2 separate regions of the Homo sapiens genome follow, and region 1 is linked to region 2. The links are chromatin loops, found by intact Hi-C in ENCODE. Cell type or tissue: dorsolateral prefrontal cortex. All regions are shown on one strand. Links, peaks and the distances in the headings refer to the core of each region. The heading gives the core; the rest is flanking DNA. Region 1 overlaps PEX5L (peroxisomal biogenesis factor 5 like). Region 2 overlaps PEX5L (peroxisomal biogenesis factor 5 like).

Region 1 (9,897 bases), core at 1,249-9,248, 76 kb before region 2:
CTTCAGTTTCCTCATCTGGAAAGTGGGGTGGGATCCACCAGTTCTAGCATTGCTTGGCAGCACCACCTCTACCATCTCCACCTCTACTTCCAGCGCTTCCATCGACTCCACCACCTCCTCCATCTCTACCTCCACCACCACCGTCACCACTACCTTCACCACCTCCAACATCACTCTCACTAACACCATACAATTATGGAACCAGAAGGCATACTAAATATTATAAAAATGGATTCTGATGAGGTAAACATCTTAAAGGTAAACTCTGCAGAGGTGAACATACAAAATGCGGCACACCTTCTCAAATGGAGATTCATAGAGATAAAATTGCTCATGTCATCTAGGCAAGAAATTCTTCCTTTCATCTATTAAAATGTGGGCTGGCTGATTACCCTTTTTCCCACTAGGTTCAATGGAGTTGAGATGCTAATGAAGGCACCCTGTCCATTACTAACTTACATAGATGAGAGGTTAGAAGGTATTTAATCTGTTAATCCCTTCAAAATTGTGCATCTGCACAAAAGGCCTTGAAATCTGGTTACTCTGGAGATTTAACAAGAGCTGTTTAGTATAATTAGATCAGCATGATGAATACAAACCTCTAAACTATCATTTAACACTATGGTGTGCAAGGGAAATAGCGTGTTTAACAAAACTGTCTGCATCCATCCACTGGGGTTGGCATTATAAGGTTCATTAACTTATCCACACAAAATAAGAGTTTACGGGAAAAATATCACAGAGGAACACAATGAAAAAGATAACTATTTTAAGTGAGGCAAAGGAACTCTCAACATAGACATGCCTCAAGGAGAGGATGTGAATGTTGGCTATAACCTGTAAATTCCTTTCTTAAAGTGTTCCAAATTTATGGATGACATTACTTCATTTTGGAAACTGACTTTGGGGCATGCTGCATTTTGTAAATGCTTTAAGACCTGCAGCTGCTGCTTCCTGCAGGGTGTGAGACCAGTGCTGGATTGTCTTAAGCCATTAGACCCCAGTCTTAAATCTCTTCTGGAGTTCAGTGCACCGTCACTTACTGCATTAGAGGTTAAGTTCTGAGGCAGCAATTGTCAGAAGTATTTTCTTCACAAGGAGCATAAAACACGAGCCCTGAAAGGATGACCTGGTCTAGTAAATGGCTCAGGGGCTGGGAAAAGACTGCATCATGCTGCTGAAACTCTGCCTCACAAATTTATGCCATTTGAATTCCTTTGGGAAATTCACTGCACCTAAAAATTACACTTCAGTATCCTTGTCCTGAAAATTAGACTTTCTACATGGTCTTCACTTTTGATTGAGTAGGCATCCTTTGAAATGAAGATGCTTACTGAAGAAACCAGGAGTGATCAGCTCTGAAAAACAGGATTGATACCTCTTATAAGACAGTGTTGGTAAAGCCTTCTCAAAATTCTTAGTCCAGTGGCTCTCAAAGTATGGTTCCTAGACCAGAAGCACCCACATACCTCGATAACTTGTCAGAAGTGCAATTTCTCTACTGAATCTAAAACTCTAGGGGTTGGGCTCTGTAATTTGTATTGATGGATATTCTTGAAGTCTTAAACTAAAGCAAGATGTTCAGAGGGTTCAGAAGAGAGGAAATAAAATAGGTCTTGGGAATTAAAGCTTCAAAGAAAGTCTGAAGCAAGTGGAAACTGGGCTTTAGGGGTAATGTATGTGTTAACTACAGATACATAGACTTCTGGGCCCAGAGGAGAACTTAGAACATATAGCCCAGTTAGGCCCCTCATTTACAAAGGAGCAAAGTCAAATGATTTGCCAATTCACATTCCTAGACTTCTTCATTACCTAGAGCCAAGTGCCTCAATTAGCATGTTCATAAGCCATAAAGAGGTTACAGCTGTGCACTCAGGCCCCCCCACTGAGTGAGCAGACAGGTGTGAATAGCCAGGTCTCCTTGGTGAGTGTCCTGAGAAGAGCAGGTCTGGTGGTGTACATCATGCAAAGTTGGAAGACATGAACCCAGAGGAAAGCCAGAGAAAAAATGAGTTGGTATCATTTTGATCAACTTATGGTCCTATAAATGAGGGTGGATAAAAATAAAAGGAAAGTTATATGATGACAGCCAAATAGTTCTCCATGAGCACATCCTAGAAATGCTGACATAGGGGCTCCTCAGCATTACATGAGGTGCAAAATTTTAATTTATTTTTTTACCAGAATTTCAGGAAGAGGGATGGACTATGTGCTGGTTCTTGTTGGGTACTAGTCAGTGCAGGTGACCTGATTATGCTTCCTAGGGACTGTGTGCAGAGGGAACAGTCAGACACAAGGAGCCTGGACTTTGCAGACAGGGAAGTGGGCATGGCAGCATGGCATGGATGAGGAAGGGGTGGATGAGAATGAAGCTTGGAGGAGAGGAATGGGTAAAGAGAAAGAAAGAGATGGAGAGGTGGGAAGAGAGAGAGAAAGCTGGGAAGAGAAAGAAAGAGGTGGTGAGAGAGAGAGAAGAGTGAAATTGAATTGAGCAGTTACTGTGTGTGTTGGGGGGCGCTGGGGGATGTGGAGACGTTTAATGAGATGGAAAGAGACCTACAGAAGGCTTTTGAGAGACTTTCTGCATGAAGTGCTACGGGATCCCCTTAGTTGCCACTATCAGGAAACTTCATTAATGGTCTACGGTTTCTTCAAAGCTTATGCCATCTGGCTACTGTTTCTTTGAAATGGTACTGCATGAAGAGAGAACCATGTGGGGCTCCAGTTATATACTGGACATAGAATACTCTATACAGCATTAATTTACCTCTAAAGGAACAGCAACCCATGCTCCACTTTTGCTCTGCCTGTATATTTAGAGCAAGACGTAACTCCTTAAGAACAACATGGATCCAATCCTCAGAGGCCTAATTTAGAGAAATGTCTCCTTCATTTATTGAAGCTTAAATAATACATTGGTACAATAGTGTGAACTTACCATTTTAGTCCAAAATAAGGATCTTCTAGCACGAAAAGAGAAATAAGTGACCTTTTACAATGTTGAGAGGTTTTAAAAATGTAAGAAACAGGAGGGGAAGAGTCTTGAGCTACCTCTTTTTCCCCAAATCATTTAATGAGTGCTTAACATGTGCCAGGCGTTATGGTAGGCCAGAGGTAGAAAAGATGAATAAGATATAACCAGCGGTCTTTCACTTTCAAGAAGATTGAAATGTAACAGTGGCAGACGCAGTGGATAAAATACAGTGCAAATAATAGCAAGTGATAGAAGTATGTGAAGGGTGGGGCACAAGATTAGAGCCATTTATTGTGCGCCAAGCTCTACTGTAAACATTTTAAAATTTGTTTATTTTATTGTGTTAAAATATGCATAATATACATTTACCATTTTGCCGATTTAAACATGTACAGTTCAGCGGCATTTATACGTTCACATTGTTGTGTGATCATCTCCACACCTTTCCCCCAACTGGAATTCTGCAGCCATTAAACAAGAACTCTTGCCCTTCCCCTCAGCTCAAAATTCTCTACGAGGTACTTCATATATATGGAACCATACAGTATTTTTCCTTTTGTGTCTGCATTATTTCATTCACCATGATGTTATAGTAAGCGTTCAACATTCAGTACTTCATGTAATTCTCAAAATAACTTTATCAGGTTGGTGGCATTTCCCCCATTTCACAGATGAAGGGACTGAGAATCAGGGAAGGTATTTGTTCAAAAGTCACAGTCAATAAATAGCATAGTGTGAATTTGAACGCCAGTCTGTGCGATGCCAAAATCCAAGCTCCTACCCACAACATTGATTAACCTGGTAGAAAAGAGTGAGTAGAAAACTTTCCAACACAGCTCATACTAGTTATAAGAATAGAATATTTCTCACTTTGAAAATGAGATTATTTGGCCAGGCCCAGTGGCTCACGCTTGTAATCCCAGGATTTTGTGAGGCAGAGGTGGGCGGATCACGAGGTCAGGAGTTCGAGACCAGCCTGGCCAACACAGTGAAAACCCGTCTCTACTAAAAATACAAAAACTAGCTAGGCGTGGTGGTGGGCGCCTGTAATCCCAGCTACTTGGGAGGCTGAGGCAGGAGAATCGCTTGAACCCGGGAGGCGGAGGTTGCAGTGAGCCCAGATCGCGCCACTGCACTCCAACCTGGGTGACAGAGTGAGACTCCTCAAAAAAAAAAAAAAAAAAAGAAGAAAAGAAAAGATTATCAGCTTTTCAAAGAAAAGGTTGATTGGAGGAAGAGGATCTGGATTTAAAGTTCACTCTGCTTTTTACCACTGGAGGAAAAGCTGTTGCCGTCTGTATGTACTTCTAGTCTATTGAACCCTTCCAGAAACTGGCCTCCGGACTGAAATTAATTGTGACAGCCCTTTCTGCATCTTCTCCCAAGAAGCCTGGGCCTCATTTCTCCTCCGAGGGCTCCTTTTCGTGGCTGCTATTTCTGCTGCTTTGTTTTGGAGCACTTTGCACCTGGAGCCTGAGGAGGGCCACTCCGAACCCGATGTCCCTCTCGCGGCTGTTCTGGCGTGGGATGTGTCCGCAGTTGCCAGAGCAATGACAACACTGCGGGACCGCGGAGGCGGCTGGGCGGGGCTGGAGCCTGTGACCGCGCCCGCTGCGCGCATGCCCAAGGCCCCAGCGCTTCTGCAGGGCAGTGGCACCGGTAGGCACTCGGAGGCGCGGAATCTCCTTTATCTTGAATTCTTTGGTCCTCACCTCCCTCCCACTGCACCCGGATTCCCTCTCTCGACCCAGGCGCATGAGACGGATGGTTTCTTCCCAGGACTCTGCCTTCACTGGGACGCACACATGGAAGACAGTGGACTGGGACAGAGTTCACCTGTCAACTGAGTCTCCTGTATACTCGACCCTGCTCCAGCCCTTCAAGGCCAGCTGCCTTTTGATGGGAACAGGGAGTTAGCATGTGTGGTGACCTGAGCTAGAACAACCAAAGGACGCAGCTTTCAGATTGATCTTTTCTTCCTCTCTCCATTTTGTCCTCTTAGGTTACATATAGTAGACATAATGGAAAGGCCGTATTACTTTGGCATCAGGAGGCCTGCGTTCCAATTCTGGCTCTGCTACTTATGGGCTATGTGTCCTCCAGCAATGCAGTAATGTCCTCTGAACCTGTTTCCTTATCTGTAAAATGGGGATAGTAACAATACTAACATCCAGTGTCGTTGTGTGACAATCAAATGACGTAACATATACCAAAGCACTTGCAAAAGTAATGAACTATATGAGTTGAATATTATTGTTGTTATTATTATTTTACTATATTTACTTTTAGAATCCTGCTTACTTTCCTATTTATGGTAGATGAAGATTGCTCTGGATTTCAAGCAAGCATCTTTATATTAGGTTAGCGCTATCATCAGCATTTGCACTGTATGAACACTATGCCCTGTATGGCCAGCAGCCACCTTGGCAGTGGGGAAACAAATCATTCCATCTCTTAGCACAGAGATTCTTATTCCTTGTATAAGTGAGTGAATTGCTCATTTGTTGCACAATTAATCACATCTACTTCCTCATTTCCTAAAATGAAATCATCTAATGAATTGGATGAATAAAGAGGAAAACTGGCTTTTAATTCATTTATCCAAAGTATTTAAATGTGTAATAATTAGCCTGCAGTAAATTATTGTGAGGAGAACAGAAACTCATGTCCAATTAGTCGAATCCTTTCCTATAGAATTTAGGTATGGAAATTCAGTTTCTGCTCACTGGAAGCTAACTTTCTGGGAAGCTGAATGTGGTCTGCATTCTGTGTGCAATGTTTTATTCCACCACGTGGAGAATCACAATAAGACAGCAGAGGCGGTGAGCACTAAGCACGTGACATCTGTGGCCCGCTGCTGTCATTATATATGAGAGAGAAAAACAAGGCTTGAATTCTTAGATGCTCAAGTCAGACAAAGGTCTCTTGAAGGACTCAGTAACAATTCTCAACACAATGCTTAATTCTACCAATTGTGCTCCATCTCCTTTTTCCTTTCCACATCAGCTATTCAAATTCCCTGGGTAAAGCAGAAGGAAGCAGGACCAGATAAGGCTTCCTGGTAAAACTGGGTAACTCACACATTGAGGACAAGTGATGCCTACTCTCAATGGGGCTCTCTCAACAAACTTGCCAGAAGAATATGCCCTCCCCCCCCCAAAAAACTGAAAAAGTTTATAAACTTATATTCCACTCAAATTACAATTAGAACAATTTATGAATTCAAAGGCTACTTTTTAATATAGAAACAGGTCATCATGATGTCCGGGTAGTTCATCAGGAGCCATTACAAATTTTAGGGAATGGAGGGAATATATCAGAAATTTTAGAAATTTTGTGTCCACAAATCTCTGTTGGAAGAGCAACTATTAACTCAGATGATAGCAGACTGCTACTTTCAGAGATGCATAAAAGATGGGAGGTTTACACTCAATCCAGCCTTCTAAGAAGAGACTTTTGCTCAACAAAAATCAATAGACACTATGGTCCCCACTAGAAAGGCTCAGGTAGTCTGGGGACTTGAGTTCAAATCCAGTCTTGGACACTCAAGCAGTTTCCTTAACCTCTCAGTCTTACAGCTCACCATTTATGATAATGGGGATAAAAATGGCTATCTCACAAGACTGTTACGAGGAATAAACGAAATGCCTGGAAAGGTCTAACATGGCCTGGCAGAGACCAGGAGCTTAATAAATGTCAGTTTCCCATTCTCATCCCTTCCTTTTCCTCCAGTTCAATAAATGTCTTTTTTGAAAAACAGAATTATGTTCTTTTAAATGACCTTATCACATGTTACTGCTATACTGAGTTTATAAACCAATTCTGGTAAATCTTGTAAGATTCCAATTTATGCCCATTTTAAGGCCGTTTTCAACAGTTTTCAATTGATGTTCAAGGAAGGATTGCAAACATTTGTTGAGCACCTACAGTACATTGAAGGGTTTCCCCATAACAATGTGCAAACTCTATCTCTACACATACAGAAACAGAAATCACTGAAATGAAGTGAAATGCAAGATTACAAAACTAGTAAGTGGGCAGAATCAGGACGTTCACTCAGGTCTCTTAACATCTCCCTCTGTGTCCGCTTCACAAGGCAAGGTTGCCTGTCAATATGTTTATTTCTTGATAGCAGGTTGTCATGCTGATTTCAAAGTTACATTTGAAATGAGAAAAGCTGTGCAATGCTTGCACTCAGAACTTCTGTTTTATAGTCTTCTTTGGACATAACAGAGTGAAAAATTGAAGCCAATTTGCAATTGGTTCCCTTGTTATTTAATCGTATAGAGCCAAGTTTACCGTGGTCTTCATATCACATCTCTAGCAACCAGAAGAAGCTGGCAGAATGGGGATTCTCAGCTTGCTCCTTTTTAGAATGGTTGGGACAGGGTGAAATCACCTAAATTTTAAGTATTGGGACACCAGGGCTGGGACAGATTTCCTGAATGATGACTCAGGTTTCTGAGCTGGTGTCCCTACTGAGAGAGGATATTTGGAACAGTCATTAAGAGCACAGACTTTACTTCCTGGCTGAGATCCTTTCCCTGTCACTTAATACTGTGTGCCATTAAATAACTTTCTAAATCTCTCTAAGTCTGAATTTCCTCATCTCTTAACTCAGGTTAATGGCATCTACCACTTGAGGTTGTGATAAGGGCTACAGACATAGTTAAAGACTTGTTAGCATGATGCCAGGCTATCTAATAAGACTGCAGTCTCCATGGGAGGTTTTGTATCTGAACAGTTCCCACGGAGGCTAGTACAGGGCATGACACACGCTTGAAAGGTCAATAAACATTTAACAGAATTGTACCTTCCGTCCATGGGAAGACACCTTTCCTTGGGAGTGCTACAGAGGTTTATTCAGCTCTGTCCTCTTGGCGTGGAGCTTTCTGCTTCATGGCAGCCAGTTCCTTTGCTGGACAGCTCTGATAGGAAAGTCTATGAAACATATCCGATCAAAATTCACCTCCTTTTACTTCTATCCACTAGTCTCAGTTCTCCCACTCGAGGTCACGCAGTATATTTCATGCCTCTTGTGTGTGGTTGCAGAGGGAAATGGCATGAATGTTATTTTGCAAAGTTGGAAAAAGAAAGGGTAAAAGCTGGTGACTTGCAAGCCAAATTGAGTGTACAGATAGATGTGTTGATCTGCAGTACTGAAAGTTTTTTTTTTTTTTGCATCTGAATGTTCTAGGGGTATTCATTCTTTATTTGCCACTGTCCTTACCTCTCTTCATTGCTCTGTACTTGGCCAGCTTCACTCTGCTATGTGACCACCTCTACCATCCCCTAGCCTCATCCAAGGGCTCTGATTTTGTAATTCACAGTGAGTGGAAAGAGTTTTGAAATCAGAATAATCTTGAGCTTCAATCCAGGCTCTTGCTGGCTGTATAATATAGAGTAAGTGAACTAATTTTGGTGAGTTACAGCTTTCTTAATGGTAGATGAGGTGCTCTCACTTGCCTTCCAAGATTGCTGTGAAGAATAAAGGAAATAAAGAGCCTAGAATAGTGCAGGACACAGGGCAGGGTCTAAAGAAATCTAAATTCACTAGACACCATCCCTTATCTCCCAACTGAAATTCCTTGTTTACAGGTCAAACACAGAGACTGAAGAAAGAAAAAACATATGCGATAGAGAAGTTAGATGAGAAACTGTTAGAATAGAGGGAATAATGACAACAAGAAGAAAGTGAGAAGATAAAACAACCAATTCACAAAGCACATACAAATTCTTAACTCTAAGTAGAGTCACTAACAGGGTTTCAATGGCTACTCAAAAAGCAGAAGCTCTAGTGAGGTACTGATTAAATCAGAATCCCTGGGCGTGAAACCTAGGAAGGCATCAGTATTTGGAAAAAATCTTCACATTATTCCAGTGTGCATCTGTGACTGAGAACCAGGAGCTAGAGGCTCTCTCATTAATAACAGCACACAGCTATAATGTGAGAAAAGCTTTCAGTTAGTGGAGGCAGCTTTTTCCAGTTTGGGTGGACCAACAGTCCACCTCTAAATGGTGTCAAATAGAGCTGCACTATACATGGATTTTTTGCATTGACAAAAAGAGAAGAATCAATGAGCAATATTTGATGTATATTATTAACTCTGTCAGTAGCAGTGGGTATGTATTGAGTAGCCTGGCTACAAGGGGTTTCATAGTATATGAAACATGGACGCCCTACTTGGGTAATTTTCAATTGAGTGGAGGCTCACACACATTAATGAGCACAGCAGACATGGAAAATCTCTCACTGAGGTATTGTGAAAGTACGCTCATCTGAGAAATTGGTAGTGGCCTTTCTCAGTTCCACAGACTATGTGTTTATCAATCAATTAGAAGCAGGATTGAAATTTCCAAACACTAAAAAATTCTGCAAAGAGTGTAATTAGATTCTGAAACTTAAAAGATAGAAAGCATAATGATAATACAGTTACCATTAATTGAATAAAAATTATATTTTTATTATAATAAATATTACACAATAATTATCGTTACCATTAATTGAACACCTACTATGTGCTAAGAATACATTATTTCAAACCCTTACACCAATTATGGAGGCAGATATGACTATCTTTGTTTTTCAGCCAAAGAAAAGAGTTTCAGGGAGCTTAAGGAACTTAACCATAATCTCAGCTAGGAAGTGGTACAGTCAGGATTAAAACCCAGGTTTTTTTCTATTACAGTAGTAGAATAACACAGGCTTATTCTACTATAGTACCTTAACATTCCCAAACAAAGCAAAAACAATATAAAGATAGTACTGACGCAAAGTAAATAGCATTTTTTTAACTTTGTAGTTGCCAAATTTTAAAAATAATAACCATATTTTAAATGTAATAATCAAAAAAGTTACTTTTTTTTTTTTTTGAGACGGAGTCTCACTCTGTCGCCTAGGCTGGAGTGCAGTGGCATGATCT
Region 2 (9,897 bases), core at 1,349-9,348:
GGGACAATGTCTAATGCACATCACCTTAATACCAAGAAGAGATTAAAGAATGCAGACACAGGAGATCGAGACCATCCTGGCTAACACGGTGAAACCCCGTCTCTACTAAAAATACAAAAAATTAGCCAGGCGTGGTGGCGGGCGCCTGGAGTCCCAGCTACTCCGGAGGCTGAGGCAGGAGAATGGCGTGAACCCGGGAGGCGGAGCTTGCAGCGAGCCAAGATCGCGCCACTGCACTCCAGCCTGGGTGACAGAGCGAGACTCCGACTCAAAAAAAAAAAAGAATGCAGACACAAAACTCCCAGGTTACAGGAAAGTAGGGCTATTACTTTCATTAAAACTTAAAGATAAGCTTAGAGTTTTAGTCTCTATAAAGCATGTCTAAAGTTTAAATCTGGAAAATTGTTTGGAAAAACAAAATAAACCACGGAAAGTAGTGTAAAAGAAGCTAAACTTTTAAGTCATATAAAAACAGTTTTAAAATTCATTATAAAAAGTGTGTGTTCTATTTTATATGTATAATACTACTGGAAAAAAAATAAGGCAAGTCTCTTTCCACTAAATTTTTTCTTTTTTTCTAGCAGAGGAACAAAGAAAAACCACAAACGAACCCCGAAATCTGAATTGGGATTATTATGGTGATTTCGATCTTGCAATTGCAGCTATTTCACCAAAGGCTTTTATTTCATCCTTGCACTGTACTTACCATAAGATGCTTGCTACATGTAAACATCAGTACCTATTTCTGTTATTGCAGAACCATTTTATTCAGCACTGACATAGAGCATAAACATGAATAAGGTATATTCTTTTCAAGCAAGAAATGTGAGAGGTAAACACAAATAGCAATAACATACTTGTAAAAGTGCTCTGAGAAAGAAACAGATGAAGTGCTGTGGGGATTACCGGCAGAAAGGGCTCTGTCTCATTCCTTAGCAGAGCCTTAGAGAAATGTTTTGCTGGAAGATGGGTTGGCTCCGTAAACCCCTTGAGGACAGGAACCACACCTCATTCATCTTTGTATCCCTTCCTGCTAACATTTGATGAATGTTTAAAACACATTTTTTAAATAATATTGTATACAAGGGAGTTGACTCTGGAGCCAAATTTCTGGTTCAAATCCCACCTCTGCTAAGTTAGCGAACGAGCTACCAAATTTTAATTATATTTTATAGAAAACTTGTTTTCTCCAAAACGAGGTGTGTGTGTGTTTTAATTCTAATGTCATGCTCTTAGTATAACAGAAGAAAAATGTTTCCTATTGAGGACTCCATTCATGGTAGAAACATCCATAATTGTCTTACATGGTGAGAGAGTCTTTAAAATTATCATCATTGTATATTATTAAAAACTAAAACAAAGCAGTATCCCTGATGTCTAATTATAGTGAATTGTTCCTTAGTGTTTTCATGGACTTCTGGGAATTCACAAAATAAACAAACTGAGAGGATGGCCATGGTTATTCATGAACTAGAATTTCAGAGTTAGAGAGGGCCTCAGACCATTCTATATATTAATCTCCTCACTATTGGTGAGGAAGCCAAGCTATAGAGAAGACTTAAGTCAGAAGAATGAAGGGCAATGATAGAAGAGATTTGAAACTAATTTTCTTGACTTTTGTCTTGATACATAGGAGGTACTTCATAGAATATAATAATATATAACATATAATATATAATATTTAATATATTATATATAATGTATAATAAATAAACAAAAGTGTAAAAGTAGGATGAATAATCAACACATGAAATTATGAAAAGGCATAATGGGATATTTGGGTTTAAACTACAGAGACAGAGAAATAATGGCTGATAGTGATTTAGGTCACAACAAGTGAGCATGACTGATTTGGGGAAAAAACATTCTTTTCCACAAAGAGAAGTAAGTGCTGTAACACCACCACCACCACCACCACCAACACTCAATATCTTATCTTTCTGTTTTTAATTCTATCCTTAATTTTATTCTAATGTGTTAATCTTATCTCCAGAAAAATGTGGCTAGGTCATACCATGGGGAAGGATGACTTTGATCAATGATTATATCATAATACTTAAAGTTTTATTAAATCCTTACTGCTATCTCTAATGTTTAAGTTAGCCTCCTATTAATTGGATGTCAGCTCAGTGCTATGAAATATTTTTATATATCTATCTCTCTATATATGTGAATGTTTAAAATCATGCCCTTGTCTTTAAGAAATTTCTAATTTAAAATAGATGAGATTCACAAGGTACTAACACAGTTCACCTATCTCTGCAACTGACCTTTAATTTGGTTGTTTAATTTGTCCTTGAATATACCTGGTTCAATTATCACGCAGGAATGAACAATACAGAAAATTCTTGCTGATTTTTATCACAAAAGAAGTAGACATGTACCAGCAGTGCAGCTGGAGCCAGAGGGGCTCCAGAGGTGACAGTGCTCTCAATAAATGCCTGACCTTGACCTTCACCCATGAAGTGAATGATGCTGAACTTCCAAGAACTCAGACAGGGTTGCAGATGGATTTTATTACCTTTCTGATGTAAATCTATACTTAGTTGTAAAGTGTTATTCTTAAATGTTCCTACTTATTAATTTAGCTGATTTATTTGCATTTATATTTGAACATTTCTTGCAAATGTAAATAGCTTTCCATTTATGCTCTTGATCATTTGCTTTGTCAATAAACATACTTAATTCCACAGGAATCCTAAAGAACAGAGCATTATAGATTCATGAATCCAAGTATTTAATTTCATATTTTATTGCTAACTTTTTATGTAAAAAGAGTGAGTAATGTTCATTAACACATCATATTTATTTATGAAGTTATATTTTCATGATGAAATTTTATACTAGCTTAACATCTATACAAGATTTTCTCTAGTGGGTAAATTGCTGTCTCATGATAAAATAAAAAAAGATCTGTTTACAGATTTGAGTCTAAATTTTGGTCTAAAGGAAATCGGGAGAACCACTACGCCACCATATTTTTGACTTATGAATAGCTTGAAATGGCTGTTTACCAAACTTAAATGTTTACACATCCCCAGACGGAAATATCTTTTATGATTTTCTCTCTGCTGTTTTGGGAAAGGGACATTTTCCTCACATAACATCTAGGTTTTGAAATAACACTGGAAAAAAGAATATATGGATTACAGATTCAAGCCCCAGGATGCCTTTGCAAGTTTCTCTCTCTTATACATTCCTAAAATGTATTTTAAAGCCGTTATCAGTGTGAACTATGTGAAAAGTTGCCATTTTTAATAGAGATTTTAAAAACCATTCTATTTGATTGGGGACTATCTTTCAATATTTAATTCAAAACACTATACATATGACCTATTAATTTACTCTCAAACTGAGTGTGTACTTCTGTCACTCATGTACAACTGAGCCATATTTTCAAATACCCATTTTCCATATACTTTATATATAATTATATTTCCTTATAAAAATTATTTATTTCTTTATTTTATTTAAATCTGATCTTCCTACATAAGTTTGTGTCTTTTCAGCTAACTTTTAAGTTCCCAAATAAGAGGGAATATCATAAAGCTTTGTTTCTGTAAGAAGATAAGATGCTAAAAAATATTTGATAATGAATGAATGAATAAGTATTTACTTCTATAAACATGACTTGGATAAGCACTTCTGAGAAAAGGTTGAGGTTCAGAGAAAGGAATCACGATTCAAAATAAAGAAAAATTAAGATGAAGAATGAGGACTCAGGGTAGGTGGATATCAGATATGCTGAAGAGATCTATTTCTTATTCTGCTCTGTGTTTCTCAGATTTTATTTTAGCACCCACAGTTTGGAAATCAGATAAGCTTTCCTGGGAGTATAGCCAAAAGGCAAAGTGGATTTCAGCAATTTCTATTTATTATGGTTGTACAGTGTGTCAGGAACTGAATGGAACATATACGTTACATTAGAACATCCTTTCCCACCAAAGGCAGTGTTCTGGTTCCTCATCTATTAATATATACCATATACCTCATATGAACAAAAGTAAAACATACGTTGTTTCATATAATATTTTTATACATATATATTATGTCACGATTAGTTTTATATTTGCAATTTTTCCATCATTTGGTAGGTCTGTGTTAACCTTTCTATTGAATGGGCTGGAACCATTTTAGCCAGTGAATATCTCATGTAAGAATATTCTAAAAGAAATAACACAGAATGCAACATAGTCTTGCTTTACCACTAACCGGCTGATGACAAGTAACTAACAGTCGGTGCCTTGGTTGGTGATATGGCCAGTCCTTCTGACTTGACAATGCAGTTATGAATATAAACTATGTTATAAATGAAAACATATTTTTTGAAGTGAAAATCATGTTAAAGATAGCGCCAATATTTATGGCTGTGCAAGTCATTTCCAAACCTGCCTTTCATTTTATTCGTTTTTAGAGAGGGGAAGAGCTTCTGTTGGCCTGGGAACCTTGTTCATTCTAATAGGAGAGTGGGTGCTGCTCTGAAATGAAAAATGACACACACGAATTTGCAGAAAGCTTGAGGTAAACATTTAGACAGCTCACACGAAGCCTTTCACCCAGGCCTGCCTGTCTTACTGGGTGACATCCAGTTGCTATGCTTCTCAAAGGGCTCCCCCTGCCTCTGAGATGGCTCTCTAAGGTTGCTGCAGATTCAATTTGTTCAAGTTGTCTGTTTTTTGTTGTTGTTGTTGTTTGTTTGTTAAAATCCAGAACAGCAAGCCTAGAGTTTTCGGGCCACTCTATTAAAGGCATCATAGAGCCACAGAAATCAATACAATCAACTTTATTTCACAATCAGGTGTGAATGGTCAATATGCAGAAATCCATTTCTTCTAGCTCCGTGTATTGGTGTCTATTTTAATTGTGTGCATAAAGGAGTGGAACGTGTGAAGGAAGTGTGCCAAACAATCTTCTCCATTGCTCAGTAGGGTAATGTCTTGTAGGCTGTGTTTAGGGCCATGGAATAGATCATAAAGGTTTAAGGCCATATAGGGTCACAGTTGGAAATAAAGTCAATAATTTGAACTCCAGGTCTCTGGGATTTTATGTTTCTCTGTAGACTGTAATTTACTCATATAATCGTGCTTACTTAAAGAATGCATATATAAATGCATAAATATTCCTCCCAGTCAACCAACTTTTTCTGATCTCCAGTAAATCAATGTTTGCCAAGAACTTTCACTGTCCCAAGGTATTAAATTTGCTAACATTCTATAAAAGTGTGCTCCTGGCTCTGGTTGGAATTTTAGCCTCTGGTTTCTACTTCTGACTTATGAGGATACCTCATTTTAAATGTGCAAACAGGCAATTTCAGTGATTTAAGGTAGAAGCATACCTTGAGGTTCTAGTTTCCCATTTTTATTTATCATCATATTTCCTCCTTCAATTCTCTCTAAGTGGGTATACCAAAGGCAATTCACAATTCTGCATCTAATATAACTGTCAATGAAAATATTTGTATTTCCTTGGGACTGAGGAAATCAGAGAGATAAAAGGAAACAGAAATACTTCCCACTGCAACTAACTTATCCCATTAATTAGTTTGAGGGTATAATTTCCATATGATCACCTTATTGTAGAATTTTAAATGATGGGAAGTAGTGGTCTCTGTTTTGATGAGATAATCTTTATCAACTGGATAATGTCCCCCCTCAATAATATAAGGATATTTCTAAAGCAGAGAATCCAGTATTAAAACTTGGCAACAAATCTGTGAATGTTCTTATCGACAAGAGTCAGAAATCAAACAATTAGGCTTCTTAACGAATTAATGTACACTTCAATTTTCAAATTTGAGATGGTCAGAGAGATTAAGAAACTTGTCTAAGGTCACACAGGTAGGAATTGCTACAACTTGGATTAACATCTCATCGAAAATTTCCCCCATGTCTTCAAAACCAGAAGAAAAATATGAAAATAATCTTCTCAGTCAAATAACGCCATGATATTCATTTCGCTTACAATTATATAATCCATGGGGATAAATAACAGATGATTATCATTTCATATAATGAGCAAATCATGCAATTAATTGATAAAATAAAAATTTAAACCAATACAACAAAATATTAGAACTAAGTAGAAAAAGTAGAATAAATATAACATTGGTCTAATTTTATCGTAAAGTTAGATCAACAGCTTCTCCCCCAATAAAATCTAATTTTACACATATATCCTATTTTACATATATCTTATATATAAGATTTATACACATGATAAACTCTAGATACTATTTAAATTGCTTTTTTATTACATTAAGTACTATCTCAAAATGTTAATTTATTAAAGTTTAGTTTAGAATAATAAAATTATTTTACTGGGAAAAGCTTCAGATTCTACCAGTCCTTTTGTGATGTGAATGAGAAAACTGAAACCCACAGAGATAAAGTGATGTTTCCCAAGTCATATACAAGTTAGAGCAGAAACAGGCCTGGGATCCAAGTGTTTTGCCTGTTGGCTTATATTCTTTCTTTTGTTCTTCACACTTGCCTTAAAAAAAATCAGACAGGAATTTGAATGCATTACTCAAGAATAATTGATTTTTTAAAGGGAATAGTTCATTTTCATAATAATTTAATTTCATCTTCAAAGATGCTAGATAAAATGCTTAATCTATACTAGTCTATGGGACTCTTCAGAAGTTTAAATCAAACCAAGCAGACTAATTAAGGCTAATTAAAAGATGAATTTGTTCAACAATTCTTTATTTAATCCAACATGTATTGCTTGCCCACCATGACTAGGCTCTGTGCTAGGTACCAGGGTTGAAAAGATGAACAAGATACAGCCAAGAGAACCACCCCACCAAGAAGTAGGGTAAGGGGAGCTGAGACAGAGTTCTGCACAGGCTCAGGGTGCTATGAGAACATGAGGAAGGCATCTAACCCAGCCCTGGAGGTTTACGGAAGACTCCTTATAGGAAGTGATACCTTCAGCTGGATTTTGAAGGATAAGCAAGGATCGGCCAGGTAGGTGAGAATGTGGGTGACCCGGTCAGAGAGAACATCACTAGAGAAGGCCAGAGGCATGGAGGCACAAGTCCAATTTGGGGACATGTTCAAAATCTAGTAAGGTTAGAGTTTGGAGTTCTTATGAGGACATTGTAGATGAGAAAACAGCAAAGTAGGGCTTATAAGTCATATATTATTGTGGAGGCCAGTGTTTTTCATACTTCAGTGTGCATTAAGTTCAACTGTGGAATCAGAGTCCCAGGCCTCGTTCTCAGGGAGCCTTATTCAACAGGGCTGCAGTGGGGTCCAGGAATCTACATTTCTAACGAGCATTCTAGACAATGATTCTAAAGATGATTGCACTTAGAAACACTATTATAGATGATGCTTAACATGAAAGGACTTCAAATAAAAGGATGATATGAGAGAGGAGCGGATGACTCCCAGGTTTCTGACTTAGGTAATTGAGTGGATGGTGGTGCTATTACACAATCCAGAAAAATAGGGGAAGAGGTAGGCCTTACGGAAGTTGGTACAGTTGGTGGTGGTGACAGTGAGTCCATATCTGAACATGTTGACTTTGAGTTGGAACAGGTACAGGTAGTCAGTTAGTGAGACTGGTGTTAAGTTGGGGAGATGTAACTGGTTTGTGGACAAATATTGAGGATGAGCATAGATGCTTAGTTACTTTAACATTTCTTTATCTGTTTAAGCATTTATTAAAACACCAGAATAATGTGCAGTATAAGCCACAGGTAAAATAACAATTTTGGACAAATGAGACCCAAAAACACATGTATTTTAACTCTTAAAATAGAAGATGGGAGTAATGCTTCCTTGATATAACACAGAACATTTAATTTCTATTACTTATTGATTCTGAAACCAGAATATAATCACATGAATGTGCTAGGAGTTGATTTCTAAAATATTAATTTTAACAAAATCAGCTATGAAAGAAAACATGATTTTTATTTTGGTATTTTAATTTTACATTGAATAATTTGATCAATGCTATCACATTCTGATTTTTATAATGTTACTTCTTAGTCCTTCCACACTCCTAAATTAATTGAAAGTTTAAAATTAATTTTAAGACATTAGGGAACAAATGTTCCATTTAAAATAGATATTTTAATATGAATTGAGATTAGTAAAATAAGAGCTGTGCATATTTCCTCCACAATAATTTTGATCCTGCCATTTAGAAGTAGTTTCCTTTCAACAAAGCTGGTGTTTTCTCTTCCTGCATAAATGGATGTCTAAGATCATAAGAAATTAAGAGAACTCCCTCAAATAAATAGCAACGGATTTTTCTCAAGTAAAGTCTTGTATTTAAAAGAGGGGTTAATTTAAAGGAGGTTAAAACATTAAAGTAATACATGAAACACTTGGTTAACTACCTTATTAATGTTGAATGTTTTACAATAGCAAAGTACAAAATAAAACATAAAAATATTTAGGTAAGTAATAGAATTTTGAGTGGGGATATTTCAGCTTGGTTTATACATACAATCAAGATAATATTGAGGATCTTGAAAAGTGTCTCCACACTGGGCTTCTGAGCTCCGATTAATCCCATAGCCTCAATATTATTCTGGCCTTCTGGGCATTTCTGATTCTAGAGGGGATTTCTGCATAAAAGATGGGTGTTTTGTGACTGTTCTGTACTCCACTAAGCAAGTGCACTCCATCCTACACAAAGGGGCTCTCAGAGTATTACATGCATAAATGTTACAGGTGTTGAGTGCAGAGTATCGGTAAAGCTATTTGGATTCTACATCTGTGTTGAGTAAGTGGTAGAAAGAATGCATCAGTGATTTCTACCCTCCAAGGCCACCGCAATGTCCAGAAAACTTGCAAAATCATTTTATCTCCTGTTAGTTGAGTCATTTTGCAGCGGCTGAGGTACCGACATGGAGATATGGCCTGAATTTGCTATGCAGGCGCAAGCAATAGAGTGAAAAACAGAAGACCCAGATTCTACTCCTCAGTCCCCAATTGATTTGACAAGGAAGTCTGGGGGAGGTGGTCCAACCTGTATGCTGCATTCTCTTTATCAGCATGACAGAGATAAAATATCTATCTTTTGCCAACCTCACTGAGGCACTCTAAAGATTAACTTTTACGAACATCTCACTGTCACAAAAAGTGACTATTGTAGCAGAGATATCAGTATTATATCACAAATAAGAATCTGCTATATCAGGGATAGCTTTACAGGAAAATGTCTTATTTGCAGAATGAGGAGACATACGGCAGCATGCTCCCAAACAGCACGTCCTCTGAAGAATTAGGAGAGGCTGATCTTTGGCTTCGTAAGAAATATCAAGCTTCTCGATGTTAGCAAAATTTTAAAATGTATTTTCCATTATATGGTTAGTAGTAAACTGGGGGAATCGGCCCTGACCAAGCACTCACAGATGTATTGTATCACTAATTAGAGGCCTGATAATAATAGAATCCTAGAGCTGGAAGGAAAGCCAGTAAGCCTTTAAAGAGACCATCCTCTATAAAAGCCTTAGCAAACACATCCAATTTGTGTTTGAATATATTTGGTAAAATAGAGCTAATTTATTCACCTTTCACCACTCATCTACACACACACACGCACACACACAGAGAGAGAGAGAGAGAGAGAGAGAGGGAGAGACTAGCTGCTTGGTAGAGGAGACCCCCTTCAGAGCCATACCTAGCTCCTTGGTAGAGGAGACCCCCTTCAGAGCCATACCTAGCACCTTGGTAGAGGAGACCCCCTTCAAAGCCATGCCTATGGTTGTGCAGATTGGCTGTGCAAAGATGTCTGGGTGAGGGGGCACTATTCAGGTCTGAAATCCAACCCTCTACCTCACATACCAAGTGTGTGCCTGGGTGTGGGATTGTGTTCCCCAGGAAAAAACACAGTCTTTGTATATTTGGTCCACCCAGAAAGGGTACATTTTTATTA

Evidence for each region. A loop is a pair of places that touch in the nucleus more often than their neighbours do. Peaks named below come from ENCODE experiments on the same cell type or tissue, not always from the same donor. Only the 100,000 strongest peaks of a DNase experiment are listed, where the experiment ranks them.
Region 1: it touches region 2 in a loop (4-fold over the local background); 1 of 110 quality-filtered maps calls a loop at or near these places.

The regions. Positions count from the first base shown.
Region 1 is chr3:179,937,878-179,947,774 of GRCh38, forward strand. The region is part of intron 2 of PEX5L (peroxisomal biogenesis factor 5 like); the gene reads right to left. Among named protein-coding and RNA genes, the nearest start is that of PEX5L-AS2, 45 kb to the left of the region's middle. RefSeq lists an enhancer at 4,439-4,518. In dorsolateral prefrontal cortex, for the core only: a CTCF peak has its summit at 4,504; DNase peaks (open chromatin) are centred at 4,544 and 5,804; H3K4me3 peaks cover 1,629 bases; H3K27ac peaks cover 8,000 bases.
Region 2 is chr3:180,014,202-180,024,098 of GRCh38, forward strand. The region is part of intron 1 of PEX5L (peroxisomal biogenesis factor 5 like); the gene reads right to left. Among named protein-coding and RNA genes, the nearest start is that of PEX5L, 18 kb to the right of the region's middle. RefSeq lists an enhancer at 154-653. In dorsolateral prefrontal cortex, for the core only: CTCF peaks have their summits at 4,615 and 4,816; a DNase peak (open chromatin) is centred at 4,590; H3K4me3 peaks cover 505 bases; H3K27ac peaks cover 3,108 bases.